Linked DNA regions of Homo sapiens: regions 2, 3, 4 and 5 are each linked to region 1. Evidence: chromatin loops called from intact Hi-C (ENCODE). Cell type or tissue: Calu3. All regions are shown on one strand. Links, peaks and the distances in the headings refer to the core of each region. The heading gives the core; the rest is flanking DNA. Region 1 has its middle 3.5 kb from the start of GSDMA. Region 2 overlaps PNMT (phenylethanolamine N-methyltransferase). Region 3 holds the start of IKZF3 (IKAROS family zinc finger 3). Region 4 has its middle 20 kb from the start of GSDMB. Region 5 has its middle 8.9 kb from the start of PPP1R1B.

What was found. Hi-C counts contacts between places; a loop is a spot of excess contacts. Peaks named below come from ENCODE experiments on the same cell type or tissue, not always from the same donor. Only the 100,000 strongest peaks of a DNase experiment are listed, where the experiment ranks them.
Region 2: a loop joins it to region 1, with 2.7 times the contacts of the local background. A loop is called at or near these places in 3 of 110 quality-filtered maps.
Region 3: a loop joins it to region 1, with 2.3 times the contacts of the local background. A loop is called at or near these places in 9 of 110 quality-filtered maps.
Region 4: a loop joins it to region 1, with 2.9 times the contacts of the local background. A loop is called at or near these places in 2 of 110 quality-filtered maps.
Region 5: it touches region 1 in a loop (2.5-fold over the local background); 8 of 110 quality-filtered maps call a loop at or near these places.

What each region holds. Positions count from the first base shown.
Region 1 is chr17:39,956,383-39,962,606 of GRCh38, reverse strand. No RefSeq gene overlaps it. Among named protein-coding and RNA genes, the nearest start is that of GSDMA, 3.5 kb to the left of the region's middle. In Calu3, for the core only: no CTCF peak of the experiment used is centred there; DNase peaks (open chromatin) are centred at 2,016, 3,466, 4,262, 4,655 and 3 weaker places.
Region 2 is chr17:39,668,871-39,675,094 of GRCh38, reverse strand. It overlaps PNMT (phenylethanolamine N-methyltransferase), which reads right to left. Exons shown (of 3, transcript NM_002686.4): 2 at 5,259-5,466; 3 at 4,620-5,144. The coding sequence ends at 4,706. It overlaps PGAP3 (post-GPI attachment to proteins phospholipase 3), which reads left to right. Exons shown (of 8, transcript NM_033419.5): 4 at 416-478; 5 at 1,041-1,102; 6 at 1,445-1,581; 7 at 1,840-2,044; 8 at 2,229-3,973. The coding sequence ends at 2,292. Among named protein-coding and RNA genes, the nearest start is that of PNMT, 3.5 kb to the right of the region's middle. RefSeq lists enhancers at 1-224, 1-401. In Calu3, for the core only: no CTCF peak of the experiment used is centred there; DNase peaks (open chromatin) are centred at 1,964, 2,754, 3,284, 4,734 and 7 weaker places.
Region 3 is chr17:39,861,229-39,867,452 of GRCh38, reverse strand. IKZF3 (IKAROS family zinc finger 3) reads left to right here and starts at 3,141. Exons shown (of 8, transcript NM_012481.5): 1 at 3,141-3,333. The coding sequence starts at 3,327. RefSeq lists a silencer at 1-197 and enhancers at 212-431, 2,383-2,442, 2,503-2,572, 3,300-3,389, 3,400-3,519 and 1 more. In Calu3, for the core only: no CTCF peak of the experiment used is centred there; DNase peaks (open chromatin) are centred at 922, 1,252, 2,332, 3,212 and 2 weaker places.
Region 4 is chr17:39,896,008-39,902,231 of GRCh38, reverse strand. No RefSeq gene overlaps it. Among named protein-coding and RNA genes, the nearest start is that of GSDMB, 20 kb to the left of the region's middle. In Calu3, for the core only: no CTCF peak of the experiment used is centred there; DNase peaks (open chromatin) are centred at 2,411, 2,811, 3,231, 5,191 and 4 weaker places.
Region 5 is chr17:39,614,986-39,621,209 of GRCh38, reverse strand. No RefSeq gene overlaps it. Among named protein-coding and RNA genes, the nearest start is that of PPP1R1B, 8.9 kb to the left of the region's middle. RefSeq lists enhancers at 1,806-2,306, 2,307-2,807, 2,475-2,978, 5,843-5,912, 5,983-6,042 and silencers at 3,040-3,179, 3,260-3,359. In Calu3, for the core only: no CTCF peak of the experiment used is centred there; DNase peaks (open chromatin) are centred at 1,919, 2,579, 3,119, 3,389 and 5 weaker places.

The DNA of each region.
Region 1 (6,224 bases), core at 577-5,576:
CTGCGGGTGTCCTGGGATAGGGATTCCTGTATGTCCACACATTCCAGTAGAGAGCAGAGCATCTGCAGTGCCGCCCTCCATCCTGGGCTTGTCAGCCTGTGTGTATTGCTGCCTTACTCCATTTGTTTTAGCTACATAGACATAACTCTGATACCGCTAGAAGCAGATGTCTGAGTAGGCAGAGATGGAGTTAGACCAAATGGGTTTGTGTTGTTTAGTGTTCAGCGTCTCTGCTTCTCACAGAATATTGTATACACACATCAGCATATCCGTAGGCAGGGGCACGGCGATATTCATGGAAAAGCCCAGGAGGCTTGTCGTGGGCTTTCAGATGTTGCACCAGAGGTCACTCAGGTCCTCCTCTTAGCTTAAATCTCTGCCTAGAAGGAATTTTAAAGGAATTTCAAATGTTGCCTACATGGTCACATTGCTAGAGGACAGAATAAGGGACTTACAAGCAAGGCCCTTACAGTGTTGGGCCATGTGGCCATGCATATGTGCAGGTATAACCTGACACAGCAGAGCCTTCCTGCTCCCACCTTGAGGCTCTTCTTAGTACCACTCATGGAAAAAGAAACGCAACCCTGAATGCTGTGAAGAGTAAATTCCATCTTTTTTTTTTTTGAGAAGGAGTCTCGCTCTGTCCTCCAGGCTGGAGTGCAGCGGTGCAATCTCAGCTCACTGCAACTTCCACCTCCCGGGTTCAAACAGTTCTCTGCCTCAGCCTCCCGAGTAGCTGGGATTACAGGCATGCACCACCATGCCTGGCTAGTTTTGTATTTTTATTAGAGACGGGGTTTCGCCATGTTGGCCAGGAGGGTCTTGATCTCCTGACCTCATGATCCGCCCGCCTCGGCCTCCCAAAGTGCTGGGATTACAGGATGAGCCACTGCGCCCGGCCAATTCCATCTTTACTGAACGTTTCCTTGAGGGGCTGATGGTGAATGAGACTAGACCATTCCACACTTAGGAAAACTCCCTAAAATAGTCATTACTCCACTTGTGTCCCCAAAGTCTCATTCAATATGACAGATGCTCCCAAATATCTCTTCTCTATGTCTTGAAACAGAACAAAGCCAAGCCTTGCCTCTGCCTCTCTGGTCCCTGCTCACTCTCTTTTTCTTTACATACTTTCCCATCCACCCTACACCTTTTTGAGACGGGGCCTCGCTCTGTCACCCAGGCTGGAGCGCAGTGGCTTGATCATGGCTCACTGCAGCCACCCAATACTTCATCCTCCTTCCACAGCTCCAGCCATTCCAGCAATCAAATGTCCCTTCTCCTTAGGAGAGGCAGAGGTGGGGGCTTGAGTGTGTGGGAAGGTTGTCGTTAGGCTGGGTGCGGTGGTTCACGGCTGTAATTCCAGCACTTTGGGAGGCAGAAGTGGGTGGATCACCTGAGGTCAGGAGTTCGAGACCAGCCTGGCCAACATGAGGGAAACACCATCTCTACCAAAACTGCAAAAATTAGCTGGGCGTGGTGGCAGGTGCCTGTAATCCCAGCTACTTGGGAGGCTGAGGCAGGAGAATCACTTGAACCCGGGAGGTGGAGGTTGCAGTGAGCCGAGATCGTGCCACTGCATGCCAGGCTGGGCGACAGAGCAAGACTCCGATTCAAAAAAAAAAAAAAGAAAAAGAAAAAAAAGGTTGTCGTTAGTCATCTGGTCCCTATCACAAGCACATATTTACATAGAAACCTGCTGTGTGTGTTATAGTCCTTTCATCTCTGTCTGTTTTCCTGGATTTCCACCTCTTCCTCCTTGTATCTCTCAGCCACTACACTGACGTGATGCCTGCATTTCAGCATATAGTCCTGAGGCTGTGCAGTCTCCTTATGCCTTAATCAGCTCCAGGGAAGATAGTCCCACTCCCACCCTCTCACCAGCCTAGCATTGCCTCGGTCAGACTTTTGGGAGTTTCTTCCCAGTGACTACCCTTCTCCCACTGGCTGCAGGCCAAGGTTCCTAGTTTAGTGGATTCTGCAAAGATCTGGAGAACAGTGGCATCTAAAAGCCACACGTGGCTCTGCTCTCCCCAAGGACCTGCAAAGCCCATCTAGTCAGCTTTCTCTCCTCTGACCGGGAAGTCTTGCTTCTCTCATTTCTCCCGCCTTCAGTCTGATCTCAGAGCACTCTGCCGGGCCTGTCCTCACACTCCTGGTGTCGTCCCGACCCTGCCTGCACCACATTGTCCCATTCCCTCAGACTGCCTACTGGTATTCCAAGCAGGGGGCTTGGTGAGTTCAAGGCAGGGAGGAGATATATGGGCTTGTGGGGTCAGCCAGGTTGAAGTTCTTGTGCTTTTGGAATGAAAATATCCACATTTAGGCTTGTCTTGGTGGTGCTCCTTCCTCCCATCCAGGGTGCCCTGCCTCTTTTTCTTTCTTTTCTTTTTTTTTTTTTTGAGATGGAGCCTCACTCTGTCTCCCAGGCTGGAGGGCAGTGGTGTAATCTCGGCTCACTGCAACCTCCGCCTCCTGGGTTCAAGCAATTCTCCTACCTCAGCCTCCCGAGTAGCTGGGTTACAAGCACATGCCACCGCTCCCAACTAATTTTTGTATTTTTAGTAAAGACGGGGTTTCAACCCTGTTCGCCAGGCTGGTCTCGAACTCCTGACCTCAGGTGATCCACCCACCTCGGCCTCTGAAGGTGCTGGGATTACAAGCGTGAGCTACCGTGCCCAGCTGCGTCTTTTTCTTTTCTTTCTTTCTTTCTGTTTTTTTTTTTTTTTGAGACAGGTTCTCACTCTGTTGCCCAGGCTGGAGTGCAGTGGTGCAGTCATGGCTCACTGCAGCCTTGACTTCCTGGGCTAAAGGGATTCTCTCATCTCAGTGCCCGCTCCCTGCTCCCAGTACCTGGAACTATAGGCATGTGTCACCACACCTGGCTTTTTTTTTTTTTTTTTTGAGATGGAGTCTTGCTCTTATCGCCCAGGCTGGAGTGCAATGGCACAATATTGGCTCACTGCAACCTCCGCCTCCCGGGTTCAAGCGATTCTCCTACCTCAGCCTCCAAAATAGCTGGGATTACAGGCACGCACCACCACGCTTGGCTAATTTTTTGTATTTTTAGTAAAGACGGGGTTTCACCATGTTAGCCAGGATGGTCTCGATCTCCTGACCTCGTGATCTGCCCGCCTCGGCCTCCCAAAGTGCTAGGATTACAGGCTTGAGCCACTGCGCCCGGCCATGCCTGGCTCACTTTTTAATTTTTTGTAGAGAAGGGAGTCTCCCTATGTTGCTCAGGCTGATCTTGAACTCCTAGGCTCAAGCAGTCCTCCTGCCTCGGTCTCCCAAAGTGCTGGGGTTACAGGCGTGAGCCACTGCGCCCGGCCTGGGGCAGAATTTAAATTGTACTGGCGGATATTTAAGTTAGACTGCCTTGTAAGGACGCTTCAGGTCAATTAAAAGAGACAATAAGGAAGCAGGACCTGGTCATGCGGTGAGTGCTGCTCAGGCAGGCGGTAAACTTTGCTCTCTACCTCCCTCTGGTGGTCAATTAAGGTAGTGATGGACAATGATCACCTCTGATTTAGAGACCAAGCTTGTGACTATGTAGGGTTGTTAGGAGACAGGGATCAGGAGAGAGAATTGATTTAGGAGAGGAAGCCCCAGGCACCTGCCCCGTGGGACCATTGCTGTCTCTCTGACCCATAGAGTGCACTGCAGACAGACACAGTCATTGGGACAGGGCATTATTTCCTTACTCATTTTCCCTTTTGTTATTGTTTTTGTTGTTGTTTTTTGAGACCGAGCCTCACACTATTGCTGGCTGGAGTGCAGTGGCACAATCTCGGTTCACTGCAACCTCCGCCTCCCAGGTTCAAGTGATTCTCCTGCCTCAGCCTCCCGAGTACCTGGGACTACAGGTGCGCACCACCACACCGGGCTATTTTTTGTGTTTTTAGTAGAGGCAAAGTTTCACCACATTGGCCAGGCTGGTCTCGAACTCCTGGCCTCAAGTGATACACCCACCTTGGCCTCCCAAATTGCTGGGATTACAGGTGTGATCCACTGTGCCTGGCCTCCTTTTTATTATTGTTGATTTCCCCCTCAGCATGGGGTCAGAGAAAACAGAGAAAAGTAGATTATGGGCGTTCATGGAAGTCACAAACTCTGGCCAGAATGGGAAGAAGCTGGCACCCTGCGAGTTGGGAGGGCAAGGAGAATGTTGTAGGATTTGGAGCCTACTTGAAGGGTGCAGGATAACTGGAGCATTTGCAAGAAGTGATCCCTCACATGAACATATTCCCAGACCTGCCCTGAACAAAAGGAGGTGGAATGGTAATGGTTAGGGATGAAGACAGGCTGGGCTGGGGCATGACTGCCTGGTGGAGGCGCAGGAATAATGCTTCCTAGGGATGCTGTGTTTTATCTCTCATATGGGAGGTTGGATGTTTGGGGGTGCAGATCATAGATTGTGAGCTATACTTCCATAAATTCTCCTTTCTGAACAGAGTAAAGCTCCCATACTCTTTCCTTATTCTCTAAAAAGCTTTAATGTTTCTTCCCAAATTCCCAAATCAGCTTTGGAGTCCAAGACCTCCCCAGACTCTGGCTGAACAGACATCAGTGTTCAGCTCTAAGTGTGTCAAACTCAGCATCCAGCTTCAAGGTGTCAGCCCTCACTGCCCCCACCCCTCCACTGCCAATCCCCCTACCCATCAGCCCTGTCTGGGCAAGGAGGCCACTGCCAGCCTCCAGCCCAAACCCAGAGAACTCTCTTCTGTCAGGTGATCCTCCCAGCAACCCACCTCTTCCTGAGCCCCTGCTGATGCACGGGAGCATGTGTTGGAGCTTTTCTGTATTTTTTTTTCTTTTTCTTTCTTTTTTTTTTGAGATTGAGTTTCGCTCTTGTTGTTCAGGCTGGAGTGCCAATCTTGGCTCACTGCAAACTCCGCCCCCCGGGTTCAAGCGATTCTCCTGCCTCAGCCTCCCGAGTAGCTGGGATTGCAGATGCGCGACACCACACCCGAATAATTGTTGCATTTTCAGTATAGATGGGGTTTCACCATGTTGGCCAGGCTGGTCTCGAACTCCTGACCTCAGGTGATCCACCCACCTCGGCCTTCCAAAGTGCTGGGATTATAGGCATGAGCCACCGCGCCCGGCCACTATTCTGTATTTTCACCAGCTCCCCTAGGCTTGTCCTCAAGCCCCATCCTGCCTTCCCTAGCCATGGGCGGGCAGGGCTGGGGATCCCTGATGAATAAAATATCTGGAGAGCCAAGTGTTGTTGGCCAGCACCCGAAAGATGGAGAGGCTGGCTTACAGGACACAGAGCAGTGTCAAGGCATTTGGCTCCCAGGTGTAAGGAGGATCTGTCTCCTTGGTCTCCTTATATGTCAAGGCCACAGAGTCCCATCAGGGCCTGACCACTTTCAGCTCCTCACCTCAGAACCCCCTGAGCAGCTCAAAGTAAAGACAGAAGGGCTCCATCTCTCCCTGAAAGAAATTCTAGTCCAGGATGGTTTCCATCTGCACAGTGGAGAAAAAGCATCACAGGATGCTTTGCATTTAGGGAGCCACCAACTTCAGAAGTGGTCTGCAGTAAAATTGTATTTTATTATCTGTCTGTCTGTCTGTCTGTCTGTCTGTCTATTTTTGAGACAGAGTCTTCCTCTATCGCCCAGGCTGGAGTGCAGTGGCACGATCTCGGCTCACTGCAGCCTCTGCCTCCCAGGTTCAAGCAAGTCTCCTGACTCAGCCCCACAAGTAGCTGTATGTACAGGAACATACCACCATGCCCAGCTAATTTTTGTATTTTTAGTAGAGATGGGGTTTCACCAGGTTGGCCAGATGGGTCTCGAACTCCTGACCTCAGGTGATCTGTCTGCCTTGGCCTCCCTAAGTGCTGGGATTACAGGTGTGAGCCACCATGCCTGGCCTGCAGTAAAATTTTAAATTTTAATTTTCAGTAAAAATTTAAATTTCAGCCCCTGTCGCTGTTCTGCAGTGAGCAGATATCTGCAAACCTACCCCCAAAGGCCAAGGGAATCGAAAGGCCAAAGAAGGAGACTGACAGGCCAGACGTGGTAGCTCACGCCTGTAATTCCAGCACTTTGGGAGGCCGAGGCGGGCGGATTATTTGAGGTCAGGAGTTTGAGACCAGCCTGGCCAGCATAGTGAACTCCCATCTCTACTAAAAATACAAAAATTAGCTGGGCGTGGTGGCAGACGCCTGTAATCCCAGCTATTTGGGAGGCTGAGGTAGGAGAATCGCTTGA
Region 2 (6,224 bases), core at 547-5,546, 290 kb after region 1:
ATTCCCGCCCCCAGAGGCTGAGGTCACTGGCTCCCCTGGGCCCGGGTGGGGTGGTGCTGTCAACACCTGCCGGTTGGAGGAGGAGGCAAGGCCCCTGGGGGCTGTTGTCTTAGCAATTGAGTAACTAGGGAGCTTGGCTATACCGGAACTGGTTCCCAGGCCAGGCCGGAACCTGTGGAGGCTGCAGCCCCCCGTGGCCTTGGGGGTTTGGGGTGGCAGGAAGTCCACCCCAGGGACCCTGGCTGGGTGGGGGTAGAGGGACATAGGTTTGTTCAGAGGGCTCCAGGGGCAGGAAAAGCACATTTCTTGTCCTGCAGAGCCCCTTCCCAAAGGTGAAATGGATGTGAGCAAATGGGGGTCCCTGCCTTGAGGTCAGGGTGGGGGGCAGCATGCTCACCAGCCCCTCCCTCCTTAGGTGTCCCTCAATGCATGGTTCTGGTCCACAGTTTTCCACACCAGGGACACTGACCTCACAGAGGTGAGCATTCCTCCAGCTCCCCCTCCTGCACAGGGTGGTCCCAGAGGAGCCCAGAAGTGGGCAGAGGGGCTCTAGAGGGTCATGCCAACTCCCTCTGAGGAGCACTGGGAGGAGTATGGGGTGGGCATCCTAAACCTGTTGGTGCCCTTGATCCTCAGTGAGCCTCATCAGGTGGGGATGAGTATTCGCTCTTCTTGCCTGATGAGGCAGCTGAGCCTTCGACAGGGGGACCACATGCTTAGGGGCACCCAGCCAGTGAAGGGTTGCCACAGGACGTGACCCCATGGCTGTCAGACTCCACACTGTGCTCTGAATTCTGTGCAGCGTGGTCATGTCCTGGAGCCTCAGCAGGAACCCTCCACCAGCGTCCCTAAAGCCTTGTTCCTGGGCACATTTTTAAAAACTTGTATGGTGATGTGAACACAAGACTCAGTCAGAGTGAAACAGTGATAGGCAGGCCCAGGACCCCGGCCCCTCTCTGCCACTCCTCCATGCCCCCATCCCCGCGGGTCCTCTCCGTGAAGCCTCATGCTGGTCCCTCACCACCCTTCCCTGTCCTCAGAAAATGGACTACTTCTGTGCCTCCACTGTCATCCTACACTCAATCTACCTGTGCTGCGTCAGGTGAGCCTGCCTGGGTGGCTGCAGGGGCAAAATCGAACCCTGGGGGCAGAAAGGGGTCACCCAGCCTTCCCCTGGGGGCCTTCTTCACTAGTCTCCCAACACCTACGCCCCCCAACCCCCAACACATCAGCTGTCCTGGGTGAGGACTCTGGGGTAGGACTGGGGGCCCTGGCTCCTGACAAGGAGCTGTAGCACTTGCTGCCCAGCTGTGGCCTGTTTGGTGGGGAGAGGGGTAGTGACTTCAGGGGCCATGCACCAATGTTGGGGGGAGGAGATGCTTCAGGGAATGCTGCTCTGGGGATGGGCCACCTGCCCTCTGAGCAACCCTGGACGGTGGGGCAGGACCGTGGGGCTGCAGCACCCAGCTGTGGTCAGTGCCTTCCGGGCTCTCCTGCTGCTCATGCTGACCGTGCACGTCTCCTACCTGAGCCTCATCCGCTTCGACTATGGCTACAACCTGGTGGCCAACGTGGCTATTGGTGAGGCCCTGGGGGGCTTGGGCCATCTGCAGAAGTGCTAGCTTGGGGTGCGAGTGGGAGGTTGGTGCCATTCCTGGAGAAGGAGGTTCTAGAGAGACTCTTGGGGTAGAGGAATGGAGAAGAATTTGAGGTGGGAGAGAGAGGAGGCTGGGAGGAGAGTCCGAGGATGATCCTGGGGTCAGAGAGCATGGAGTTGGGGGTGGCCTTGGGGAGAAGGAGCCGAAGGAATGAGTCTCTCCTGCCCCCACTGGCACCCAGGCCTGGTCAACGTGGTGTGGTGGCTGGCCTGGTGCCTGTGGAACCAGCGGCGGCTGCCTCACGTGCGCAAGTGCGTGGTGGTGGTCTTGCTGCTGCAGGGGCTGTCCCTGCTCGAGCTGCTTGACTTCCCACCGCTCTTCTGGGTCCTGGATGCCCATGCCATCTGGCACATCAGCACCATCCCTGTCCACGTCCTCTTTTTCAGGTGGGTGCTGCCCCCTGCCTGGTGCTCACCTTCTTTGGACCCTTCCTTGCCCACTCCTTAGGGGAGATTGGGGGCTCTGTGTGCCCATCCGCCCCCTCCCACCTTGCCTGCATGCACCCCACCCTTGTCTCCATGCGAGCTGTCAGAGCTGTGTGCCTCAATGGGCTACTCCTTTGGCCCACAGCTTTCTGGAAGATGACAGCCTGTACCTGCTGAAGGAATCAGAGGACAAGTTCAAGCTGGACTGAAGACCTTGGAGCGAGTCTGCCCCAGTGGGGATCCTGCCCCCGCCCTGCTGGCCTCCCTTCTCCCCTCAACCCTTGAGATGATTTTCTCTTTTCAACTTCTTGAACTTGGACATGAAGGATGTGGGCCCAGAATCATGTGGCCAGCCCACCCCCTGTTGGCCCTCACCAGCCTTGGAGTCTGTTCTAGGGAAGGCCTCCCAGCATCTGGGACTCGAGAGTGGGCAGCCCCTCTACCTCCTGGAGCTGAACTGGGGTGGAACTGAGTGTGCTCTTAGCTCTACCGGGAGGACAGCTGCCTGTTTCCTCCCCATCAGCCTCCTCCCCACATCCCCAGCTGCCTGGCTGGGTCCTGAAGCCCTCTGTCTACCTGGGAGACCAGGGACCACAGGCCTTAGGGATACAGGGGGTCCCCTTCTGTTACCACCCCCCACCCTCCTCCAGGACACCACTAGGTGGTGCTGGATGCTTGTTCTTTGGCCAGCCAAGGTTCACGGCGATTCTCCCCATGGGATCTTGAGGGACCAAGCTGCTGGGATTGGGAAGGAGTTTCACCCTGACCATTGCCCTAGCCAGGTTCCCAGGAGGCCTCACCATACTCCCTTTCAGGGCCAGGGCTCCAGCAAGCCCAGGGCAAGGATCCTGTGCTGCTGTCTGGTTGAGAGCCTGCCACCGTGTGTCGGGAGTGTGGGCCAGGCTGAGTGCATAGGTGACAGGGCCGTGAGCATGGGCCTGGGTGTGTGTGAGCTCAGGCCTAGGTGCGCAGTGTGGAGACGGGTGTTGTCGGGGAAGAGGTGTGGCTTCAAAGTGTGTGTGTGCAGGGGGTGGGTGTGTTAGCGTGGGTTAGGGGAACGTGTGTGCGCGTGCTGGTGGGCATGTGAGATGAGTGACTGCCGGTGAATGTGTCCACAGTTGAGAGGTTGGAGCAGGATGAGGGAATCCTGTCACCATCAATAATCACTTGTGGAGCGCCAGCTCTGCCCAAGGCGCCACCTGGGCGGACAGCCAGGAGCTCTCCATGGCCAGGCTGCCTGTGTGCATGTTCCCTGTCTGGTGCCCCTTTGCCCGCCTCCTGCAAACCTCACAGGGTCCCCACACAACAGTGCCCTCCAGAAGCAGCCCCTCGGAGGCAGAGGAAGGAAAATGGGGATGGCTGGGGCTCTCTCCATCCTCCTTTTCTCCTTGCCTTCGCATGGCTGGCCTTCCCCTCCAAAACCTCCATTCCCCTGCTGCCAGCCCCTTTGCCATAGCCTGATTTTGGGGAGGAGGAAGGGGCGATTTGAGGGAGAAGGGGAGAAAGCTTATGGCTGGGTCTGGTTTCTTCCCTTCCCAGAGGGTCTTACTGTTCCAGGGTGGCCCCAGGGCAGGCAGGGGCCACACTATGCCTGCGCCCTGGTAAAGGTGACCCCTGCCATTTACCAGCAGCCCTGGCATGTTCCTGCCCCACAGGAATAGAATGGAGGGAGCTCCAGAAACTTTCCATCCCAAAGGCAGTCTCCGTGGTTGAAGCAGACTGGATTTTTGCTCTGCCCCTGACCCCTTGTCCCTCTTTGAGGGAGGGGAGCTATGCTAGGACTCCAACCTCAGGGACTCGGGTGGCCTGCGCTAGCTTCTTTTGATACTGAAAACTTTTAAGGTGGGAGGGTGGCAAGGGATGTGCTTAATAAATCAATTCCAAGCCTCACCTGCCCTTGTTCAGCTCATTTGTGTGAATAGGGTGGGCTGGAGGGCAGGAGAAGACAGTTGTGGCGGCAGGGGCAGGTCCCAGAGCTGGCTGGAGGCAGTAAACAGAGGTGAGGTCTCTGCCTGGGCACGTGGCATGGGGAATGGCAGGCCCCAGAGGCAGAGCTGGGCAGAACTCAAGTCCAGTTGTGAGAGGGAGCTGGAGCCAGTTCTTTCCCTTTCACTTCCCTCGGCCATTGTGCTTCAATCATAACACCCCCACCTCCCCACCACCTTGCAGATTCTACTTCCATCTCCTCATGATCCCCACTCTCCCTCGTTCTGGTCTGAAGCAGTCTGCACTGTTTGTGACTTCACCTCTCTGAGCTTCACCTGGAAACAGACTAGCAGGACCTGCTGCTGAATGCAGGAATGAATGATGCGATGGACACAATGGCATATCACAAGTGCCTGGTGCACTGCAGGTGCCCGGTGAGCTCCCCTGACCTTGGCCTTCCTTAGTTTGGGAAGAATGAGTGGTACAGAATGCTAGCCTCAAGGAAGCTTCTGGAAAAAAAGCCTAGGGTGAATGTCTCCCCTACCCGGACACTCAGATCTCTGGGCCCTTGCTGCTTCCCAGGAGAGCCACACACAGCACTGACCGCAGCGGCAGGGTATTATTTCTTTATTAGGTGCCACTTCAAAGAACAGGGAATCCAGGTGGGTGGGGGCCACAGGGCACCAGGTACAGCCCTCACAGCCCAACCTTCTGAGCCCAGGCGAAGAAGACGCCCTTGACATCATCTACGCCTGTCTGAAGGTGGGCAGGCATGATATAGGTGCGGAGGTCCCGGACCTTGTAGCCACTACGCACCAGGGCCTCCCTCACCTCCTCCTCAGACACTGGCACCACCGTCAGCCTGGCCTCCCCAGCCAGGTACCACGACTCCTCCAGGGCCCCGATGAGGAGGAGGTGCCCCCCAGGCCTCAGCAGCGTGGTGATGTGGTCCAGGGCCCGCTGAAAGCTGGCAAGATCTGGGCTCACAGCCTCCAAGCAGAAGGCAGAGACCAGGGCGTCAGCAGGCAGGGGAGCTGGGCTCCCAGCACCCAGGGGCTGGGGCTGGTGCACGTCGATGGGCAGGACCCGTTTCACCCTGGCTCGCAGCTGGCGCTCCTTATCCTGCCAGCATTCCCTGTGCAGGAGGCACAAGGCAGGGCTCAAGGCTGTTCTACGCTCAGGCCTCTGTTGCCCCAACCAGCCACTCTATGGGAAGCCTCCTCCCCAACCCTCACCCCCCAGTCCTTACCCCTTGCCCTCAATGAGGCAGGCATGTTGGCTGTACATGCTCCAGTTGAAGGCCCCCGGCTCCTCCTGCAGCCAGCGCCCCAGCTCCTGGCGGTTGACCTCCAGGAAATCTGTCATGGTGATGTCCTCAAAGTGGCTGCAGGCACTGAGCAGCTGGTACACGGTGGGGCCTGAACCAATGTCGATGAGGGTGCGTCCGGACACTTCACCTGGGCAGGGCAGAGGAAGAGGGTCCTGGTGCCAGCCAGCCCAGGCAGCCCCTGCCTCCTTACCCTTCCCTCCCCTGCATCTCCCTGCCTCTCTCTAGTTCTTCCTTCTCCTCTGCAAATGTGTCTCCATCTGGAAAAAGCATTGGCCCCAGAGTTAGACTGAACCCAGCTCCAACATGGGCTGCCCTTCGGAAGGGAACTTCACCGCTCTGAGACTCAGGTTTCACATCTAGAAGACTATACCTACTGGCCGGGCGCAGTGGCTCACACCTGTAATCCCAGCACTTTGGGAGGCCGGGGTGGGTGGATCCTAAGGTTGGGAGTTCGAGACCAGCCTGACCAACATGGAGAAGTCCCGTCTCTACTAAAAATACAAATAAATTAGCCAGGCATGGGGGCGCATGCCTGTAATCCCAGCTACTAGGGAAGCTGAGGCAAGAGAATCGCTTGAACCGGGGAGGCGGAGGTTGCAGTGAGCCGAGATGGCGCCATTGTACTCCAGCCTGGGCAACAAGAGCGAAACTCCGTCTCAAAACAAATAAAAAATAAAAATAAGTAAATAAATGAAAATAAAATAAAGAAAAAGAAAGAAAACAACTATACCTACCAGCCAGGCTCAGCGAGGAAATCCTGGCAGTTTCTCACCCCTGTCCCACATCTGCCTCCATTTCCTCCTATGCATCTCCACCTCAGTCTGTCCTGCATCCCCCACCTTAGCTCTCAATTCTGAGCACTCTCCGCCCCCTCTCTCCACCTCT
Region 3 (6,224 bases), core at 439-5,438, 95 kb after region 1:
GGAGCTCCAAAGGGGATCATGCCCGCGTCTTTGATGGTTCCTTCTTGGCTACTAGTTTGGTGGCCCGAAAGGCCCTGTGTGTTGTCTGTTTCTTAGCAGCGGGACACCACTCTCAGTAGTGGTTTTGAGTAGGCTGGTTAGTAGAGAGAGCCCAAGGTTCAGACAGGGTGCAGAATGGTTATTTTGGGTGAGATCAAGAGTTTTCGGTTTTATTTCCTTTGAGCCGAGTCAGTACTTGGACTCTCTCATATGGTCCAGGAGCAAACTTTGTCAGTAATTTCATTTTTAGTCACTGTTAATTTTACCTATATAGCATAAGCCATGAAATGTGACTCAGTGAGTCAGATCCACCCATTTTCAGTTACCATGTCTGGATACATGGTCTGGTCTCAACTGTTCTCTTCTTAAGGTGATGATAATGAAGACAGATTTAGGCATTATCTTTGATTCCCTACAAGTTCTTCATTCCAGTTTTAGTCAAAGTACATTATATATCCACAGTGTGTTTTATTGACTTTTTGGTTACTGTAAGTAATTGATAGTTGTAAATCCTGTGTGATAAACTAAATCCTATGAGAGGAGACTTAACCAAATGAGTAATAGTTGTCAAAAGTACCCATCCACTCTTTTTATATAAACTTTTTATTTTAGAAGAGTTTTAGATTTGCAGAAAATTTGCAAAAACAGTACAGAGAGTTTTTACATACTCCCTCCCGATTTTCCCTATTATTGACATCTTACATTGGTATGGTACATTTCTTACAATTAATGAACGGATATTGATATATTACTATTAACTGAAGTCCAAACTTTATTCAGATTTCCTTAGTTTTTTACTCAATGTCCTCCCTACCTCGTTTGTTTTTTTGCTCCAGGATCTCATGCGGGATCCCACATTACCTATAGTCATCGTATCTCCTTAGATTCCCCTTGGCTGTGTCAGACTTTTCTTGTGTTTGAAGGTCTTGACCTGGCTTTAATTGGTGAGGTATTTTGTAGAATGCCTCTCTACTGGAATTTGGTGTCTTTCTCCATATTAGACTAGAATTATGGATTCTTAGGAGGAAGATTACAGAGATAAAATGACATTCTCATCACATCATATCAAGGGGACATACTATCAACATGCCTTATCACTTGATGTTAACCTTGGTCTGCTGGCTGAGGTACTGTTTGTCAGGTTTCTCCACTGTCAACTTATTCCCCTGCTTTCATACTATACTCTTCGGAAGGAAGTCACTTTGTGCACCCACACTTAAAGAGTGGGGATTTATGCTGCATCTCCTTGAAGGTGGAGTAGCTACATAAGTTATTTTACCAATTCACTTTTAATCCCCTTAGGTATCACTCTCGGGAGTCCGAAATACTCAGTATTGAACTATTTACAGAGTACTAACACGTTCCACTGTCAAATATACAGAAGAACATTGTAATGGAAAATCATAAAGTTTCCTTACAACTTTTTTTTTTTTTTTTTGAGACGAAGTCTCACTCTGTTGCCCAGGCTGGAGTTCAGTGGCAAGATCTCGGCTCACTGCAACCTCTGCCTGCTGGGTTCAAGCGATTCTCCTGCCTCAGCCTCCTGAGTAGCTAGGATTAGAGGCATGCGCCACCACGCCCAGCTAATTTTTGTATTTTTAGTAGAGACAGTATTTTGCCATGTTGGCCAGGCTGGTCTCGAACTCCTGACCTCGTGATCCACCTGCCTTGGCCTCCCAAAGTGCTGGGATTACAGGCGTGAGCCACTGCGCCTGGCCTACAACTTTTTCATAACCAAATAACTTTTCATCCTCATACCATCCCTGTGAAATTTTACAGTTCCTCTTCTGCTACTTTTGATGTGCTATTTTTGCTTTTAGAAACTAACAAACAACAAATTTCCCCTTTCAGTACTAAAATTAGACCTAGTGTTTAGAGTATTTCTCCAAAATTGACATCCTGCAGAACTCCCAACTCATACAGTTATAGAGATGCTACTGTGGTGCTTAAAGCCAGTGTAGTTTTTCACCCACTTGAATATATATACACACATCACATAGACTGCCTATACCAACGACATACTATTGTTTAAAGCTACAATTCATAAAATTACAGCATGTATACTTTAACTTGTAAGTGTGGGTTTCTTCTGATATGGACAGCTGATGCACAAACCCTCAGCCTTAAGTCTCAAATATATTTGTATGCACTAATATAATTTTCTAATAGCGGTGACAGTGGCCTTTTGAGACTCATTCGTATATTGTCCCACACGCTGGATATCTTTAGAAGGGCTCACCTGAACAATGTCCCTTAGACCTCAATGTGAAGAAAAGTTCTGCTTTGAAAAACAGTTTTGTGGTCACTTCCCCTTTCCTCTCTCTGCAGTCAAATGTGTGCTTTACCTCTGGACAGTAGGGAGGGTGTTGGGAGAAGATGTTGACTGATACATATCTGTATACTAACATCTTTAAGTTAATTTTACAATCTTACTGCCCCCACCTTCCACCCTTAGCTCTACTTTCTTTGCTTAATTTTCTGGTACATCATATATGTATTTTTGTAAGGTGTGTATTTAGAAGAAGGCAGGCTGGGAGAAAATAAACACACTCTATAAAACACTCCCTCTATTTATATAGAGTGGGTAGTATTGCGTGAGTGGTGGCAAATAAATCAAGCAGTTCCCAGAGGGAAAACAAAAGTGAGATAAATGCTTCCAAAAATTAAAAAGTTGAATTGATAGAAGTGCCAAAATCCTTTCCAACTGTCTGAAAACTTGGACCAAAAACTTTTACCATGTGAAATGAAAAAGTGAGGAAGGAAAAAAAAATACTTTGAAAGAAGGGGGTTCTCATTGATACTTTCCACGGCTGTTATCACTGAATCTAGACAAAAAGTTCCAGATCTTCCTCAATTTAAGATAAACGTCTTTGAACTTCAGCTTGCCAAGAAAGCAAGGCTGACCCCCGACCCTCCGTGTGATGTCACTTTTCTCATCCATTATCCTTCTAAAATAGACATTTTGAGACAATTTAGTGATGCGACATTTCCATCCTGTCGGGGTTCCTTGGGTTTGACATTCGAAAGGGGGCTGGAGGCGCGGAACCCGCGGCACTCCGCGGCCAGCGTCCTTTAAAGCCGCCGCCAGCCAGCGCCGCTGTAACCCCGCGCACCGGCAGGTCGCCGGCTCCTGCCCTTTTCAGTCTGCGCCGACGCGGCTGCCGGATCCCGGGGACTCCCCGCGCCGGGAATCTCCCGCCAGCTGCGCGCTGAGTCCAGGCGACGGCAGGAGCACGTGGAGAGGCCGAGTAGCCACAGCGGCAGCTCCAGCCCGGCCCGGCAGCGACATGGAAGGTGAGCCTCCAGCCCGCTTCTTTTCTCCGGGGTCTTTGAGAAACTTAACCTGTGCAAGCAGTAGAAAGAGTTTCTTCTGAATCTCAGTTTTGCTTCTATTTACTTCTTTTGTCAAAAGTAAATATGAGGTATTTCAGAGGACAAAGCGCGTCGGTTCTCTTAACGTCTCTCACTTGTCCTTCCCCCGCCCTTTGGAAAGTGATAACTTCTTCGCAATTTTATTTCTAAAGAGTTGTCAGACATGGGGGGTCTACCCTACATCTGCAGAGGAAGAGCACTTAAGGGGTGTCCCTGAAATGGCTGCAAATCTGGGGTGGAATAATCAACCCTTTTGGATATTTTTTCCTTCATGGCCTCAGTGTTTATTGGAATTAGACTAATCTGAGTAACTTGTTTTCTTCCAAGGGTAAATGGTGTCATATGGGAAAGGTACATTTTAAAGCGGTTGGCATTTGCAGTTCCCTTGGAACTCGATCTTCTAATGAGTCTTCTTTACCCAGCGCAAAAAATCAGGTTCACATTAGGAGTTTCATATGAATTAATTTTGAAAGTCGTAACACTATCCTTGCTTCTCAAACATTTTTCATTCTGTACTTCCTTGGGATACCTAAAATTTCACACTGCTACTGTAAACTCTTCAATGGTCTTTTCAACAAGTGTTTCTAAAACCTTGAAAATGGCAAATGCATCTCAACTCGGGGGGGGATGGTGGGATTAAGAAATTCAGAATTTCATTCTATTAAAAATGAGATATTGACACCTAACTAAAATGTTACTTTGATAAATATGAAGATCGTGGGTATTTTCTTCATAATAATGGAAGAATCTCTAATTAACAATGAACTGATCTTTGGCAGCTTTATTTCTAGAGTATATAAAGTTGTTAAAATATCAAAAACTTTATGCTTTTAATTTTTTTAATTAGGGCTTGAAAACTTTAAAAATTTTGCATTTTTAACATTTAAATAATGGTTTATTGAAGTGTAATTTTTAACAAAGGTTTTATTGGCCAATAACAAGGAAAAAAAGTTGGGCTGTTGTATACTATGGGAAAAATAATTTTTGAAAAGCTCATATGCTTTAATTATTACAAATGATTAATTTGTTTTTATGAAATTATAAATCAGTACTCCAACACTATTTTTCCTAGCCGTAACCATACCACGTATCAAGGATAATGTACAGAATCATGTAAATCCATAGAAACTGGAGTATTTCTCTATAAATGTTAATACTTCCAAATTCATTTATTTAATGTGCAATAAAGAAACTAAATAGCATATCTTAGGTTATTGGTGTACTAACACAGATGTTTAATAAGCCTGAAGACTCCCTTAAGAAGAAAAGAATGAAAACTTGTGTAGAATTTAATTTAGAGTGTGTAGACTATAAATGGAAAGAGAATGTAGATCAATAACTTTTTAAAGTTGTGTTTACATGATTAGATTAAATCTATAGGTCCATGGAGATAGATAGTATAGATTATGCTTAATGAAAAAACTTTAACATTTAAATTTTAAAAAGAGGTTAATTATATGAATTTGGCTATTTTAATGTCAGGTCCTTGCGTATAGAGTATTTGATGTGGTAAAATATCTGGTTCATTATAGCTACCCAAAATAGACTAATCTGGCCCATGTTTTTGATATTTAAAAAATTTTTATATCATCTTGTGGTTTTGATCTCAGTCTAGATTAGAGATTTGGTCTATAGTGTATACCTCTCTTGGCAATGTAAGAAAGTAGAATACTTCATGGAATACCTTTATTTTCTGCCCAATTTGGGGGTCACATTGATTCATAACAGTTTATTGTACAATGCAATACTGTATATCATTCCTTCAGCATATAAAGTCATTTAACAAATTCATTTATCTTTTAATTAATTTATTGAGACTTTCTATGTATGAAGATGTCAGATGAATAAGCTTTTGAAATAGAAATCTTGTAGAAATGAAGATTTAATGAATATACTAAAATCAGAAGCTATAACTTTTTAATTTTCTCACAATCTGTGACCTTAAATATTTTCTACCCAAAGACTGTTTATGAATCACTAAATTTTATTATTTGTACTATAACATCTCTTCTGTCTGTTATGGTCGGGAAATGAGGTGGTTCACAAACATGAATTTCACAGGTAATGGCAGACTTCTTATTTAATGTAAAACATTTTTATTTTTAACAATATTGAGTAAAGATTTTTCTAAGTATATTTATTACACAGCTCCCTGCTTTATAAGCAAGGTACATAAGAGATAAGTTTATCTCGGCAACTCTGAGTTACTGTTCTCACCATCAGATCATATATTATTCCATAATATATTCTCACAGGGGTTTTGAGCTGAATGCCCCTACACCAAACATACCTAGGATATTGTACAATTTTTGTCTCCTTCTTGATGTCAGCTTATATTTCTTACCACATAGATTTTGTGGTAGTAGGGTTTTGTTTCAGGTCCCTTTCCATGTTCTGGATGGCTGAGATTAACAGAGATAAAGCCTGTAGATGATGGAATCTGTTTGCCCTCCATTGTGAGCGTATGGAGGATGAAATGCGAAGGTTTTAAGAAACAAAAGCCACAGAAAGGCCGTGGCGTCCTGGTAGAACATAATTTTTCAAAATTCCTGTTTGTACTTCCTTTAATCCAGTATGCTATTTCATGCTTCCATGTCTTTGCTATTATGTTCACCCATTCTCTACTTGCTTATGCCTACTCATCTTTCAAGACTCTGCTCAGGCATCATCGCCATGAAGGCTCTCTGATGACCTTCTTCTGATGACCTCCTCCTAGTGCCTTCTGGTGATCACCCCTACCCAGTCTCTCATGTTCCTTCACCTCAGCTAAGGGCCTCTCCTTTCTGTGTATACTTCTACCACATTGTGTTGAA
Region 4 (6,224 bases), core at 813-5,812, 61 kb after region 1:
CAGCCTCTTGAGTAGCTGGGACTACAGGTGCACACCACCACACCTGTTTAATTTTTGTATTTTTTAGTAAAGACAAGAGTTTTGCCATGTTGGCCAGGCTGATCTTGAACTCCTGACTTCAGGTAATCCACCCACCTCAGCCTCCCAAAGTGCTGGGATTATAGGTGTGAGCCACCGTGCCCAGCTTGACAAGAGTGATAAAAAGAGAGAGGGAGCAAATATCATCAGTTTTAAGAGTGAAAAGGGAACAGTTCTAAAGATGTTACAGGCATTTAAAAGACAGGAGGATATTAGAAACGACTTTATGCCAATAAATTTGAAATTTTAGGTGAAATGGGTGTTATCCTAAAAAAATACAATTTCCCAAAGTTGTCCCAGAAAAAAATAGAAAACATGGGCCTGGCGCGGTGGCTCACGCCTGTAATCCCAGCACTTCGGGAGGCCAAGGTGGGCAGATCACGAGGTCAGGAGATCGAGTCCATCCTGGCTGACACGGTGAAACCCCATCTCTACTAAAAATACAAAAAATTAGCCGGGCATGGTGGCAGGCACCTGTAGTCCCAGCTACTCAGGAGGCTGAGGCAGGAGAATGGTGTGAACCAGGGAAGCAGAGCTTGCAGTGAGCAGAGATTGTGCCACTGCACTCCACCCTGAGCGACAGAGCGAGACTCTGTCTCAAAAAACAACAACAACAACAACAACAAGAAAAACCAGAAAACATGAATAATCCTCTAAGAACAAAGGATACTCTATCAAGAACAAAATATTGGCCAAGCACGGTGGCTCACACCTGTAATCCTAGCACTTTGGGAGACTGAGGTGGGTGGATCACTTGAGGTCAAGAATTCGAGACCAATCTGGGCAACATGGTGAAGCCCGTGTCTACTAAAAATACAAAAATTAGCTGGGCATGATGGCGCATGCCTGTAATCCCAGCTACTTAGGAGGCTGAGGCATGAAAATTGCTTGAATCTGGGAGACAGAGGTTGCAGTGAGCCGAGATCACGACACTGCACTCCAGCCTGGGTGACAGAGTGAGACTCTTTCTCAAAAACAAACAAACAAAATATTCCCACAAAGAAAATTCCAAGCCCAGATGGTTTCTTCAGTTATACAATTAAGCATTTAAGAATAAGTAACTCTAATTTCACACAAACTTTTTCAGAGACACTTTCCAATTCATCCACAACACTAGCAAAACTTAACAAGAACAATAAGAGAAAGGAAAATGCAGGCCAGTCTCATTCGTGAGCTTAGATGAAAAAACAGAAAAACAAATCAGCAAACCAAATCACCGTAGAAAAATAATAATATAAACTGGATTTATCTGGGATTTCAAGGCTGGCTTAACATTGAAAAATTAATGTAATTTACCACACTAGCAATTTAAGAAGAAAAATGATGGGATCATTTCAATAAAGACAAAAATGCATCTGATAAAATTCAATGTCCATTCATGATTAAAATTCCAAGAAAACTAGGAACAGGGCCAGGTGTGGTGGCTTACACCTGTAATCCCAGCACTTTGGGAGGCCGAGGTGGGCGCATCACTTGACGTCAGGGGTTCAAGACCAGCCTGGCCAACATGGTGAAACCCCATCTCTACAAAAATACAAAAATTAGCCAGGCTTGGTAGTGGGTTCCTGTAACCCCAGCTACTTGGGAGGCTGAGGTGGGAGAGTCGTTTGAACCCGGGAGGTGTAGGTTGCAATGAACCAAGATCACGCCATTGCACTCCAGCCTGGGGGACAGAGCCAGACTCCGTCTCAAAAAAAAAAAAAGAAAAAAAAGAAAAGAAAACTAGGAACAGGAGGAAACTTCTTTAATCTGATAAGAGTATATACAAAATATTTATAGTAAATATCATATTTATGGTAAAATGTTGTAAGCTTTCTCTCTGAAATCAGTAATAAGACAAGGATATTCACTATCACTGTCTATTTGACATTGTACAGAAGATCTAGCAAATGCAGTTAAACAAGAAAAAGCAACAAAATATGTAAGAATTATAAAATATTGCATTACTTACAGATGATCTAATGTGTACATTGAAAATCCAGAAGATTTACAGATAAATTATGAAATTAATAATTTAACAATTTTGTAAAATCAATATATGGACCAGTTGTAATCCTATATATACCACTAACAAGTACAAAATGAAATTTGAAAAATACAATGATAATGGCACCAAAAATATGAAATATTTAGGAAAATGTTGAACTGAAGGTCCGAAAGAGCTGAAATACATTGTTATAAAATCTTACTGAAGCCAGGTGTGGTGGCTCACACCTGCAATCCCAACACTTTGGGAGGCTGAGGTGGGCGGATCACCTGAGGCTGGGAGTTCAAGTCCAGCCTGACCAACATGGAGAAACCCCATCTCTACTAAAAATACAGAATTAGCTGGGCGTGGTGGCGCACACCTGTAATCTCAGCTACTTGGGAGGCTGAGGCAGGAGAATCGCTTGAACCCGAGAGGCAGAGGTTGTGGTGAGCCGAGATCGCGCCATTGCACTCCAGCCTGGTGACAGATCGAGACTCTGTTCAAAAAAAAAAAAAATCTTACTGAGAGACCTTAGAAAAGACTTAAACAAAAGAAGAGATACTACATTGAAGGATTAGGAGACACAATATTGTAAAAATGTTAATTCTTCTCAGATTGATTTATGGATTCAGTACAATCCCAATAAAAATCCTAACAGTTGAGTGAATGAGTGAGTGTGTGTGTTTGTGTGTGTGTGTTTATGTAGGTGTGTAATTTAAAAAGCTGATTCTAAAATGCAAAGGGCAAAAACAGCTATGAGGCTCTTGAAGAAGAACAAGGTGGAAAGACTTGTTCTACCAGATCCAAGACTGATTTTGAAAGCTATATTATTTCAGTGTGGCACTGAACAGGGATAGACAGAAAAACAATGAAATAGAGATCTCAGAAATGGATCCCCATGTAAAAATGGACATTTGATATATGAGAAAAGTGTCACTGAAGATTAGTTAAGAAAGGCTAGACTTTTCAATAAACGGTGCCAAGACAACTGGATAAGCATGTAGATAAAAAATGAAATTTGGCTGGGCATGGTGGCTCACACCTGTAATTCCAGCATTTTGGGAGGCTGAAGTAGGAGGTTAATTTGAGCCAGAAGTTTGAGGTTACAGTGAGCTATGACTGCTACTGCACTCCATTCTGGGTGACAGAGTGAAACCCTGTCTCTAAAAAGAAAAAAAAAAAAAAATGAGCCAGGTGTGGTGGCTCATGCATGTAATTCCAGCACTTTGGGAGGCCGAGGTGGGCAGATCACCTGAGGTCAGGAGTTTGAGACCAGCCTGGCCAACGTGGTGAAACCCCATCTCTACTAAAAATACAAAAATTAGCTGGGTGTGGTGGCAGGCGCATGTAATCCCGGCTATTCAGGAGGCTGAGGCAGGAGAATCGCTTGAACCTGGGAGGTGAAGGTTGCAGTGAGCTGAGATCACGCCATTGCACTCCAGCCTGGGCAACAGGTTGAGACTCCGTCTCAGAAAAAAAAAAAAAAAAGGATCCCTATCACACAGTATACATAAAAATTAAATTCCAGATGGGTTATAGATCTAAATGTGAAAGGTAAAATGATAATTATATTAACATTAAAAACTTCTGTTCACAAGATATATGATAAAGAGGGTAAAAAGCCCACGGAGTGGGAGAAGATATTTAAAATACATGCAACTTACAAAGGGCTAGTATCCAGAATGTATAAGGAACTAATACAAATCAATAACAAAAAGATGACCCATTAGAAAAACAGACAAAATATTTGAACGGCACTTTCCATAAAGGAAAAACCAAATGGCTAACAAATGTATAAACTGATGCTTGACTCCATTACTAATCAGGGAAATACAAATTAAAACCACTATGAAATAACATTATTCCCTCACCGTAAAAGCTAAAAGTCTGACAATATCAAGTGTTGGTGAGCACCTGGACAAATGGGAACTTTCATACACTACTGCTAGGAAGGTAAACTAGTACAGCCACTTTGAATAACAGTTTGGCATTACAAATCAAAGATTTGCCTACCCTGTGTTCCAGAAATTCAACGTTGAGGTACAGACCCTAGAGAAACATATGCACATGTCGATCAGTGGGATACACTCTTAAGAAAGTTCTTTAGTAGAATGTCATTAACAGCCAAAAACTGGAAACAACTTGAATATTCACCAACAGTTGAATATGGATAAACAAACTAAGGTATATTCATACAATGGAATACTATACAGCAATTGATATAAATGAATTAAAACCATAGGAGATTAATCTTTGGAAAGAAAGTACAAAAGAATATATTCAATATTATTATCTCCACACAACATTCAAAAACAGTAACTATATTGTTTAGGGATCTACACTTTGGCGGTAAAATTCCAAGAAAGGTAAGGAAATAACTATTATGAAATCATCCTTTTTGGTGGAAAAGTGATATGATTAGGAGAATCATATCTGAAAGGGGTTGAGCATCTGAAAGGGGTGGGTTTCAAGAATGCTAACAATATTTTATTTCTTCACCTGGGTGGCGGGTAGCTCAGGAGTTTATTTGGTAATTATTCATTAAGCTACGGTTTTATATTAAATACACTTTTCTGTATCCATGATGTACTTCACAATATAAAAGGTGAAAAAACAAGAGAATGGTAATGCTTACTGTTCTATTTGAAGTTTTTTTGTGTGTTGTGGCAGTGTAAACCCCTCCTCCCTCTGCTTTCTGAAATCTTTTCTCAAGTCTACCACCCATATCTCCAAGGGACAGAGTCCTAAGCTGCCGTCTAGGTTACAGTGGCATCTAATGAAACAGTACAGTATTGTGCTGTACTGACAAAAGGGATGAGAAAATGGTCTTTGCTAAAGATGTACTGTACTAGAAAATGATAAGAGCCAGGGCCAGGCATGGTGGCTCACGTCTGTAATCCCAGCACTTTGGGAAGCTCAGGCAGGTGGATTACTTCAGGCCAGGAGTTCAAGACCAGCCTGGGCAAAATGATGAAACCCCATCTCTACTAAAAATACTAAAAATACAAGACTTAGCCAGGCATGGTGGCATACGCCTGTAGTCCCAGCTTCTTGGAGGCAGGAGGCTAAGGCAGGAGAATAGCTTGAACCAGGGGGGCAGAGGCTGCAGTGAGCCGAGATCATGCCACTGTACTCTGCCTGAGTGACAGAGTGAGACCTTGTCTCAAAAAGAAAAAAAATAAAAAGAAAATGATGGAGCCAGGACCAGAATCAGAAAGCCAGAGGCCTTCGCCTTCCATTGTGTGTTGCAGATGTCTTCCTCACTTGCTTTCTGTCACTCAGGGTAGACATGCTTTGGGAGATGCTTTAGAAACCATTGGGGCCGGGCGCGGTGGCTCATGCCTGTAATCCCAGCACTTTGGGAGGCCGAGGCAGGCAGATCTTGAGGTCAGGAGATCAAGGCCAGCCTGGCCAACATGGTGAAACCCTGTCTCTACTACAAATACAAAAATTAACTGGGTGTGGTGGTGCGCGCCTGTAATCCCAGCTGTTAGGGAGGCTGAGGCAGGAGAATCGCTTGAACTAGGGAGTTGGAGGTTGCAGTGATCTGAGATCGCACCACAGCACTCCAGCCTGGTGACAGAGCGAGACTGTATCTCAAAAACAAAACAAGAAAACAAAACGAAACAAAAACATTTGATAGTAGGCTCAAACAAAGCTGGGCCATAAGGAAAGAAAAGGGAGGCACATGCACATATCTCCAGATTCAATTTAGTCTTTCCTCTCCATTTGAAATTTGGTTGACTTCCTTCTAAGTGAGCCACACTCCAGGAAACCTCAGAAATGAGGTAGGGTCCAGGAATCTAAATTGGAGCTGTTCAGTCAAAGCTGTGCGAACTACATCTGCAGAAAAAGGACTTCAAGCTCATTTGGACTGAAGTGTGCTTCCTCTGCTGTCTGCACTGCATGCAAAACCTGAATGATTGGTGTTACAAAGCTACTTTTGGCTGGCCGCGGTGGCTCACGCCTGTAATCCCAGCAGTTTGGGAAGCCGAGGTGGGCGGATCAGGAGGTCAGGAGATTGAGACCATCCTGGCTAACATGGTGAAAATCCGTCTCTACTAAAAATACAAAAAAAAATAGCTGGGTGTGGTGGCTACTGCCTGTAATCCCAGCTACTCGGGAGGCTGAGGCAGGAGGTTGCAGTGAGCCGAGATCGCATCACTGCACTCCATCC
Region 5 (6,224 bases), core at 871-5,870, 340 kb after region 1:
TGAGGCTCCAGTGTGGAGGGATCAGGGCCACCTGAATACTCACTTTGCCCAGCTTCTGCTAGCATATAAACAGCACCATGAAAATTCACATGGGGAGGGGCCATGTGAACTGCGGGCTTGAGGCCTGTTCTTTCTCCTTGCATCTGCAAGTTCCAAAGGGACCCAGGGTGAAAGGCCACCTGCCACCATGATCCCTGACTGCTGGGCAAGGGGGTCAATCTGGCTCAGCGTGTGCAGGGTGGTGAAGCACCCCAGCTCAGAAGCTCAAGTCCCAGTTCTACCACTTAGTAGCTGTGTGACCTTGGCCACATCATTTAACCTGTCTTTCCTTCCTCGGTGTCTCCATTTATAAAACGGGGATAACAATAGAATTATGAAAACTAAGCAAGTTGATGCTCATAAGCACACAGTTTAAAAAAACAAGTGATTTATTACAAAGTGTTGCTTAGTATTATCTTCTCATCCCCCTGCTGGAGACCGAAGCTCCTGGAAAACCCAAATAGGAAACCCAAATAGCAATTCTTGAGGTGGGGGTGCCCAAGACATTTCCAGGGGCAATGGGTGGGGGGCAGGTAGGAATGCAGGGACAAATTTTTTTTTCTTTTTTTTTGAGATGGAGTCTTGCTCTTGTCGCCCAAGCTGGAGTGCAGTGGCAGTGATCTTGGCTCACCGCAACCTCCGCCTCCCAGGTTCAAGCAATTCTCCTGACTCAGCCTTCCAAGTAGCTGAGATTACAGATGCCCGCCACCACACCCGGCTAATTTTTGTATTTTTAGTAGACACAGGGTTTCACCATGTTGGCCAGGCTGGTCTCGAACTCCTGACCTCAAGTGATCTGCCCGCCTTGGCCTCCCAAAATGCTGGGATTACAGGTGGGAGCCACCGCGTCCGGCCTATCAGGGACAAAATTTTTAAAACCCAGCCAGGATTCCTGAGTTCTGTGGTCCTCACAAGGCTTTATCATTCTGGGCCCTTCTGTTCTCCCCCACCCCTCCACCCCCATCCCCACCCATCTCCCACTACACAGCCAAGGCCCTTCCTTGGCCTGTCTGGGAAAGGAAGAAAAGGCTCCATCCCACCCCAGCCCCTGGAGCTCCCACCTTTCAAGAAGCAAGTTCTCTCTACCATCTAACTGAAAGCCCTTCCATTTCTCTAGTCATCAGGGGCTACCACAACGCCCTCTTGCTCTTCCAGGAGGCAGAGATCCCAGCAGGGGCAGAGATGGGGAGGGATCAGAGGGCCTGGAGGACTCTGTTGGACTCTGCCCTCACACAAGCCAGGTGTGAGCCTGGCCTTGCTACATCTTCCCTGTGTGTTCCAGAGCAGCTTAGTCAACCTCTCTGAGCCTTGTGTTCCACATGGAGATAATTCCAGAACCTACCTTCTGGGTTGTTGCAAGGTTTGGATGGGATACTGCCCATGAAGTTCTTAGCAAAGGATGTGGTTCAGAGCAGGAGCTGCAGAAATGGTGGTGGGGAGAGGTGGTGTGCTGGAAAGAACCCACACACAGCTGGACTGTCTGGGTTCAAACTCCACTCCACTACTCACAGCTGGGTGACCTTGAGCAGGTTGCTTAACCTTCGTGTGCCCCTGTTTCTCCATCCTTAAAACGGAGACTGTAACAGAACTTGTGTCACTGGGGGGTCGTGAGGCACCTAGAGCTTGCTGAACAGTTCTCCAGCTAAATAAATGTTTGCCGAGTTAATAGTCTTGTTAGTTGCTGTCATTATCATCGGCCCCCACTAGAGCACTGACCCTCCTTAGGCTGTGCCTTATCCAGGGGCTTGTTGATGGCAGAAGGTTGGAGGCTGAGCAGAACCAGACTAGAGACCCTGGCACGGGGAATACCGGCTCAGGACAGGCCCACAGTCCCCACCTCCTTAAGGTGCCCACCTCTGGCATCCTCCTACGCCCTGGCATGAGCACAACTGGTTCTGTCTGCCTCCCCCAGTCAATGGCCCTGCAAAGCAGCCAGCCCCCTCCCTGTGCCCGGGTCCTGACTACCTCCTGGAAATAAAGCAGGGTCCCCAGGGCCCACTCAAGCCCAGGACTACTCTGCCAGGGTGCCAGCTGGTGCCCATGGGGGCGGGGCAGCGGTTTGATCGTGTGGAAGGGGAAAGCTGGAGGCACCCCCAACCTTGTGGCGCCCACCAGATATAAGAAAAGGCTGGGGCCAACCAGAACATCCTTCTAGCTTCCTTCCCCTTGGGAGAAGAGGGGTGGGAGCTAAGATTTGCCTGTCCTGTGCCTCAGTTTACTCAGCCATCCAGGAGATGGAGTCTTCATTCCTGTCTCCCAGGCTACCTGGGGCCCCAAAGCCTTGGCATTGGCCTCTCACATCTCCTAGACCTCTTTCCTTTCTTAAAGAATCCTAGTTCAGCTCCTGGTCCCCGCCCAGGTTCTCTCCTTAGAAGCCACTAAGGAGGACACTGAGCCCCAGAGGGGGAGGCAGAAGCCACCGCACGCCGGAGACGGCCCCTGCAGAATGTGAGGCCGCATCTCCAACTCCTTCTAGGGTGCCAGTCCCCGCCGGGGTCAACGGCGATCCCCACCGCTGCCCCTTCCCGCCGCCACTGGCCCTTTAAGAGCCTCTCCGCGCGCTGCCGTCCCGGATCAGCCAGAGAGACCATTAAAATTTTATGCAGAATGAAAATGGGCCAGGTCTCCAGCTTCCTCGCTCCCATCCAATGATTTATTACTCGCAAATACCACAGAACTAATTAGTATAGTAATTAATTAATACGCATTTGCATATTTGCATGTGCAATTAGTGCAGTGGAGTGATTACTGGGAGAATGAGGGGCCCCGATTGTCAGATGTGAGGGGGAAGTGGCCTGGAAAAGAGTTAGTGGGAATGAACTTTGTAGGGAGCGAGATGGCGGGGAGGGAGGGGCAAGCGCGGGCGAGGCGGGGGGCACCGGGGCACCTCGCTGGGGCACAGGGCGGCCCCGCCCGGGAGCATGGGGCAGGACTCCCCTGCGGGCCCAGGACGCAGGTCGGGGGCCGAGACCCCGGAGCCCCCGCCCCGCCCGGCGCGCGGCCCCGCCCCGCCCCCGCCGCGTGGCATGGCTCCAAGCGCGCGCCTGATTGTTATGCATTGTGTTTCTTGTAGCGAACGGAGCCGGGCGGAATGGGGCTGGCACAAGCTGTTTCCCTGCCACGCGGCGGTGGCACCTTAAAGGGGCAGCGTCCCCTTCCCGCCGCCGCGGCCGGCCCGCCCGGCCCCCGCCGACCCCACCTCCGAGCCGGGGCGACCCGCTCCCCCAAGCCCGGCTCCCCCAAGCGGGAGGCCGCGGGGAGGCCGCCCCGGGAGGGCGCGCGGTCCCATGGGGCGCGGGGCACGTGCCGAGGGAGCCCGGCGGGCAGGAAGTCAGGGCTGCGAGCCGGGATTGGGCGGCTGGGGCGCGCCGGGCGCCGTGCCAGGCGCGGGGCGGGGGTGGCGAGGAGAGAACCGGGAGCAAGCCAGGAGAAGGACAAGGAGGAGAAGGAGCGAGTGGCGGGGGCTCACCGGGCGCCAGGTGCTTGCTCCTAGGACGCCGCTGCTCCTCCTTGCAAAGATTTTGTGAGGCAGGGCTTCTTATTCCCATTTTACAGACAGGAGGGCAGACGGGGGCGGGGGCTGCAGGTAGCTGGTGAGCAAGTGGTGAAGCTGGGGCTCCTGAAGCTGGTCTGTCCATCCCCAAATGTTCAACGCGGTGCCAAGGGCCAGAGGCTGGAGCGCCATCAGGGGACATCAGGGAGGACTTCCTGGTGGAGGCAGCACCTCACTGAGTCTGCAAGGGCTAGGAGGGAGTCTTCTGAAGAAGCTGAGGAAAGTGGTATATACAGGGTGGAAAAACTCCATGGTTAATGTGACTGCTCCCTCTCTGTGTTTAGAAGCAGCCTCCACCCACCTACCCACCCATGAGCAGAACTTGATAGATCCAGGCCAGGGCATCATGGCTCCTGTGACTTGGGGACCTGGCCAGAGGCCAGTTGCCAGAGGGCAAACCCTGGGCACAAGTCCTTCCCAGGGCACCCTCCTTTCCCTCTCCATTGCGGGGTCTGCTGGTCCTACGGTGTGGAGACCACAGCGGTTTCAGAGAAAGGGACACACTTTATAATAGTAAGAGCATGAGCCCTGGAGTCAAGTCAAACTTGGTTCAAATCCCAGCTCTGCCACTTTCTAGCTATGTGACCTTGACACATCAGCCTTGACGGCAACCTCTCTGTGCTTCAGCATCCTGGTCTTTAAGTGGTGGTACTAGGAATCCCTCCCACAGATGTCTTGTCAAGAATAAAATGATTCCTGTGAAGGCCAGTGCCTGGCACAGATAGCACTCACCATTGTCATTATTACATTAATAAGTATGTTATCACACAGAGTGCTGAGGCTCTGGGAATGAGAGGACCCCAAAGTGGCAACAGAGTCCTGGTTTCCAGTCCCAGCTCTGCCACTCACTTATTGTGTGACACAAGGCAGGTTGCTTCCCCTCTCTGTGGCTTCTTCATCTGTAAAATGGGGAGTGAGCCCATGAGACCCTACCTCTCTAGACTATTCCCTTCCCTCCCTGTGGACCCCAATTAAAAAGTCAGGCAGGGCACAGTGGTGTGGGCCTGTAGTCCCAGCTACTTGGGAGGCTCAGGTGGGAGGATTGCTTGAAGCCAGGTATTTGAGTCCAGTCTGGGCAACATAGCAAGACTCTTGTCTCTAAAAAAAACAAAAAACGGCTGGGCATGGTGGCTCACACCTGTAATCCCAGCACTTTGGGAGGCCAAAGTGGGTGGATCGCTTGAGGTCAGGAGTTTGAGACCTGCCTAGCCAAATGGTGAAACCCCATCTCTACTAAAATACAAAAATTAGCTGGGCGTGGTGGCGTGCGCCTGTAGTTCTAGCTACTCTGGAGGCTGAGGCTGGAGAATTGCTTGAGCCGGGAGGCAGAGGTTGCAGTGAGCTGGGATGGCGCCACTGCACTCCAGCCTGGGCGACAGAGCAAGACTCCGTCTCAAAAAAAAGAAAGAAAGAAAGAAAGAAAGAATCTCCACCCTTCATGCCAGGCAGTCCTTCCCAGGTCCACTCCTGGGGCTGACTCAAGAGATCTCTGGTTAAATTGTGACCTCCTGCCCTGACCACAGTGTCCTGCACACACCATACATTCTGCCCCAGTGACCTTTTGGGGCTGTCCTCCTGAGCACTAGCATCACCACTATGGTGTGGGTCATCCGTGCCTACTGTCAGGCCCATATGTCCCCTGCACCCATGCGCTCAAGGGACGTTTCAGGGAATAGTCCAGCACCAAGCCCCTAAAATTCCCCAGCCCAGATCCCTGGCTCTGATTTCCAGGGGCAGAAACTGGGAAATGCCCAGGTCACAGGGAAGGTCACAACAGAGCCCGCCCTAAGGAAAGAGGGCCCAGGATGCAGCCTGGTCCTGTGCTGTCCCCACTGCCCTGCGCTGCAGCATCAGGGAGGAGTTCCCCAACCCCCATCCGCCAGCACTTGGCCACCCAAGTGCGCACTTCATAACCTGCCGTCCTTTTGTTCCTCCCATCAGTGCTGAACTGCAGGTGACCAGGTGAACCGTGGTGCTAGTCCCATTTTACAGATGAGGAAGCAGGGGGTTACATGATCTGACCAAGGTCACAACGCTGCTAACTCTGGTACAGTTGCCACCTTGAGCTCCCTGTTCCTCTGCCTTCCTGTATGGACTCTGGGAGTGGGTTTGGGAGGGGCTGGAACAAGACATATCAACTTCTCCATGGAAAACTCACAAGAGAAGCAGAACAAAGATATGGTGATGAAGAGAGCTGCAGGAACAAAATTAAAAAAATAACATTGGGCCAGGTGCAGGGCTCACGCCTGTAATCCCAACACTTTGGGAGGCCGAGGTGGGCAGATCTCTTGAGGTCAGGAGTTCGAGACCAGCCTGGCCAACATGGGGAAACCCCATCTCTACCAAAAATACAAAAGGCAGCCAGGCGTGGTGGTGTGCGCCTACAGTCCCAGCTACTCAGGAGGCTGAGGTGGGAGGATTGCTTGAGCCCAGGAGGTGGAGGCTGCAGTGAGCTGAGACTGTGCCACTGCATTCCAGCCTGGGTGACAGAGTGAGACCCTGTCTCAAAAATAAACAAACAAACAAATAAATCAATAAGAAAAAAGGAAAAAAATAACACTGATTTTGCCTGAGGCAAAATCAGCCACCTCTGGAGAGAGCTGTTAGCTCATTTGAAGCTTATTAGCACGCC